2 separate regions of the Homo sapiens genome follow, and region 2 is linked to region 1. Evidence: read pairs that join two places in POLR2A ChIA-PET (ENCODE). Cell type or tissue: IMR-90. All regions are shown on one strand. Region 1 overlaps CPED1 (cadherin like and PC-esterase domain containing 1). Region 2 overlaps WNT16 (Wnt family member 16).

Evidence for each region. ChIA-PET counts read pairs that join two places held together with the same protein. Peaks named below come from ENCODE experiments on the same cell type or tissue, not always from the same donor. Only the 100,000 strongest peaks of a DNase experiment are listed, where the experiment ranks them.
Region 2: POLR2A ChIA-PET joins it to region 1 with 14 read pairs; 2 of 35 experiments call an interaction of 5 or more read pairs at or near these places.

The regions. Positions count from the first base shown.
Region 1 is chr7:121,211,546-121,214,045 of GRCh38, reverse strand. The region is part of intron 16 of CPED1 (cadherin like and PC-esterase domain containing 1); the gene reads right to left. The region is part of intron 1 of LOC124901735 (a long non-coding RNA gene); the gene reads left to right. Among named protein-coding and RNA genes, the nearest start is that of WNT16, 120 kb to the left of the region's middle. In IMR-90, no CTCF peak of the experiment used is centred here; no DNase peak of the experiment used is centred here.
Region 2 is chr7:121,329,916-121,332,415 of GRCh38, reverse strand. WNT16 (Wnt family member 16) reads right to left here. Exons shown (of 4, transcript NM_057168.2): 3 at 452-738. Among named protein-coding and RNA genes, the nearest start is that of WNT16, 2.2 kb to the right of the region's middle. In IMR-90, no CTCF peak of the experiment used is centred here; no DNase peak of the experiment used is centred here; H3K4me3 peaks cover 909 bases; H3K27me3 peaks cover 789 bases.

The DNA.
Region 1 (2,500 bases):
ATGTCTAGATCATGAAAGATAAGGAAAAACTGTGGAATCATCACACACTAGAGAAGAATAAGAGGCATGATAACCAAAAGTAATGTGGGTCCTAAACTGGATCCTGGAACAGAAAAATAACGTTAATGGAAAAACTGGTGAAATCCAAATAAGGTGTTTGGTTAAGTAAATAAATTGTACCAAGTTTAATAGCTTAGGAATGCTAAATGTACCATGGTCATGCAAGATGTTAACATTAGAAGAAACTGGGGAAGATTATTTGAAAAGTTTCTGTAACTCTAAATTAATATTAAAAATTAAAAGATTAGCACAATTTGATAGTCATATTTTGGTGCTCTTTTGAAGGTAAAAATGCATTAACAATAGAATAATATTCTAACCTGTAAGAACACAGTTTTGTGAGGTTTCCTACAGCAGAGTAATGGCTCTGTGTAGTCACATCTTATTGACATTCATGGGTATCCATTGCATAGATTGTGATCTACAAGCATTCGCTCTTTAAAAATTGTGGGAATTACGGGAGGACAGTCAATAAGCTAAAGAAGAGATAAGGTACACCTAACTCTTAAAGAGTGTCTCCTAAACAGTTGACAAGGAGAAAGGGAAATGCCATTTATAGAGAACTTGGTTATGCCAAGCCCCAGGGTAGGAACTTCAGATGCACTATGGCATTGAACCTTTGCAGCTGTTTGAGGTAGATATTATCATTCTTATTCAATAGATGAGGAAACAAAGGTTTGGAAAGTTTGGAGGAAGCTTTTCTTGGAGGCACACAGCTTAATAAATGGAACAAATAGGGTTTGAACCATGGGTTTATCTGACTTCAAATCCATGCTTCATAGACTGAAAAATAAAACAAAATAGAACAAACACACTGTACTAAGAAACAAAGGTTGTGTTTGTGAAACATTTATGGACCAATTAAATCTTCATCAGGGAAGACTCTTTTGTCATGGCTACAGATGGCATCTTTAAACATAACCAGCTGCACTTTAAAATGCTTATAGTTGGTCAAAAGTGAGACTAAGCCAGCATGTACATAAATCAGGCCAAATGCATCCCCTCCTGCACCCCCCCGGAAAAAAGCCTCAACGCATCTTTCCACTTCATGCAGGGTCACTCATATAATTTCCACTTTTGGATAACAGTCCATTAGAAATCACTTATTAACTAAAGATTTAAAATAAATTCCCATGGTAGGCAATGAAAAAAATATTTACATATTTGTGCCTGTCATCAAGGAAAGTATTTGCCTTAATATGATTTTGAAAATCATCAGTACTCATTTGTCATGTGTTTTTAGTTCTCCAAAGAAGTTTACAGTTTATGACATCTATTCATTTTTTTTTCCAATGAATTCCTTTAACAGACATTTGTTTAACATCTATGTGAGCCTGCCATAGCCCCTGCCCTCATGGAGTTCTAGAAGAGAAAACAGATATGTAAACACATGATTGCTGTAGAGAGTGATAAATGCTGTAATGAAGATTGCTCTGGACACAGTGTTGGCACAAAAGAACATGGTCAACTCGAGATGCTTTAGTTTAAACTTGAAGTATATTGAAGTTCACCAGGAGGATAGGAGGCTGACAGGCTTTCTAAGCAGAGGAAAAAACAGAGACAGGGGAAGTGGGGCCTAAAGCAATTGATCCTTTCCTATACCTCCACCTGCAAAGCAGTGGGCATCCTTTGTCTCTTAGACTTACTGGACCCTGATTTATAAATTGCAATTTTTTCTTCCCAGCTGTGAATGTTAGCTTGCAATTCAGTCCTTAGCCATAAAATACACAAGACAATCTGGAACAGATTGACGATGGGTTTTGTCTAGTTGCATTTGGGGACTGAGTAAAGCATATGGTATCAGTTACAAAACTCTGAAGCAGTTTGTTCAGAACCCAACACAGCCATATCGGTTCAGGCTCTGATATTGTCAGTTATCATCAAGCATGCCCAGTAAGGTGTTGGCATTTTCCTGTGGGAAATAGGCTATCATCTTTGCCAGGCAATGCAAAATTAGGGGTTGTCTGCCTTAATGGAGGAACTTAAGACACCATGGCCCCAGTTATAAAATAAGGTGTAGTGAAGAAATGTCAAGATATAAGAGTGTCATTTTAGCTTGTCTTAAATTCCTCCTGGTTTTACTTTAGCTCATTATTTCCTGAACTTGAATGCTGTTGCTGTGATTTGATCATTACTATTAAGCAGTTGTCACAATTCTTCTGTAGGATAAAATGACTCTTTTATTCAAGGCCAAGTCTGGCAAGTCTGTTCTTATAGATCACATATTTCTAAGTCTCCACAGTTTTCACTTTAAAAAGCTGATGCTGTGACTCTACTCCAGGTTGCCTCTCTCCACTCAGCTGAAGTCACCAGGTTTCCCTCCTCTGTCACATGCTCAGCAGATCTGCCTTCTGCCATTGATTCTCAACAATCCACAGCCCTGTGATAGTTCAAGCTGATCTCCAGAATATGTCACGTGTCTGCTGTCCCAATCAGATAT
Region 2 (2,500 bases), 120 kb before region 1:
ATCAAAGTTTTAGATATACACAGTATACAACCACAAACACATGCTATAACACGGTTTAACTCATATCAGTTAGAGAACCAAAATTGTGGTTAGTATATATTCATGAAAGGGTATATACATATTTGTATAATACACATTTGTAATATATGTGCAAATGTGTATACACACACACACACACGTATATTTATTCTAATCAAAGCCTCCTATTCATCCTCTTACCAGAGAAGGAATTTTTCAATTGCTTACCATGGATGCTTTAACGCATACATATTTAGAAAGGATAATTTTCTATTGCTGTAGTCTTTTAAAAACAATATTAATTTTCAGGATCCCACTTGAGGGCTGCCAGTGTTTGGTTTTTAAGTCATTTGGACAGTTTCATGCAGATGTGTAATCCTAGTTATTTACCTAACAGCACTGGGTTTTGATTATTCCATTTTCTAATACATACCTGCCTTCCAGCTTCATTGTTATGTAGGTTCATTGCTAATAGTACTTTGTTTTCTTTGCCCGTGGTGTTTCCGATGGGGAAATCTAGGAACTTTCTGCTGAACCACATGCCATACTGGACATCATCGGAGCAGCCCCCCCAGTGCCAGCCTTCACTTGCTGAGCCGCCGTTCTGCAAGGTGGTGTCACAGGAACACTCTGTCATGTTGCCTGCACTGCATGACCTGGTCACAGAATGCACCAGGCCTGCAGCCATCACAGCATAAATAAATGCTGTCTCTTTGGTGCCTAGAAAAAATATAAATTGCTAAATTAGAGAACCAGGCAACTTCTGTTTATGTTCAGAAGAAAGCCTCCTACTCATGATCTTACTGGACAAGTAATTTTTCAGTTGCTTACAATGGATGCGTTAACGAGTACATATTTAGAAAGGAAGATTTGCTCTTGTTCTAGTCTCTTAAAAAGCAACATTAATTTTCAGTATTCCACTTGAAGAGATTGTCATATACTGTATGGTCATACATTGTCCCTTTACCTTAAAATCATCTCTTTATTTTTTAAATTTGAAATGTATGTTTGCACCCAGTTCAGTGCACAGTTGACAGTCATAGCTCAGTAATACATGCTGAATTAAAAATTCTTTGCATAGATACTGTAAACGGTAATACAACACCCAAAGAACACTAGATTGCTTTTCTTTTGAAATTTAAAATGTGCTCTCACAGAACACAAGCTGAACATTTTGGTGTGATTTTTGTTTGCATAAATAATACGTGTCAGAATGAAAATTAAAATTAAGGAAAGACCAAAGCAATTAGTAAACGGTACCGTATATTTTCACATTAAAGATTAGTCTCACATTAACATGAAACAGTTAAACATTTTATATAGTATTAGCTACTCCTCTTACAGTCTTAAAGGCAATGAAAGGTAAGATAATTAAAATGTCACTAGCAAAAACATAATTCTATTAAAAATATTGAATATTGAAAATTATGCATTTAGCACACCTGCAGTAGAGTTTGAGCTAAAATCTTTGAAAATTAAAGTCCATTAAAACATTAATAACATGGACTAGAAGGGAATCAGCAGGCGACTTTTTTTTTTTCTTTCCAGATGTTTAGTTTGGAGTAGAAACAGTTTCATGCCCGCTGTCCAATAAACCTTTTCAACAGCTGATGCATTTCAGCAACTGTGAAAAACACATCTATTTTTTTTCTTTCTGTCTCTTTTTTTTTTTTTTTTTTTTTTCTCTCTACGGGGACCAGGGCTCCTTCGGAAGGGCGTGCCGGCCAGAACGCCGCGGGGGAGGTGCGCGGCTCGGCGGGGGTGCGCGCAGGGACTGCGTGGACAAGGGTCAAAGGCGGAGGGGGAACGGAAATGAACATGAAAAACGACAGCGCATCCTTCAGCGCCCCAGTCCTAACATTCTTTGGATCTGTTGATATTCCAGGAACAATCCTGGCTCCCTGTACCTTTATCCTTACCAAGTCACTACGCACGTGGAAGTGGAACTTTGTTTTCCTGCAGCTTCCCGCGCCGCGGGAGTGCGCCGAGGAGGGAAAGATAGAAAAGCCAAAGAAACGAGAAGCGCACAAGTGGTCCTGCTCAGGTTAGCCGCACGTTGGGTGGTCGCGGACAGTCGCTTTAAAAGTCACCATTATTCTGTCAACTCGGTGCTCCTAGGAGCCAATAAAGGTGGGGCTTCGCTGCAATTAGCCACTTGTCCGGGGTTTGGTGCGCAGCGGAGTTGGTTAAATCAAAGCAGATGCGGCAGCCGCATTCCCCGCTGCCGACATCATGTTTCTCCAGCTGGTCACCCACGTAGGGGGGCGCTACGGGGTCCGAGGGGGTCGGCGGGGTAGGAGAATTAGAGTTTTTTTTCCAACTCTGGCGGGGCACCGCAGGAAAGAGGAAGAGCTCCAGCCCCTAGAGCTCCGCTCTGGAACTGGGGAGTCACCTCCCTCCAGGCTCGCACCTGCTCCCCAGGTCTGGCCTTTGTAGCTCTCAATCCCCGTGCACTAAAGGGCTTCTTCTGGAACTTAGAGAG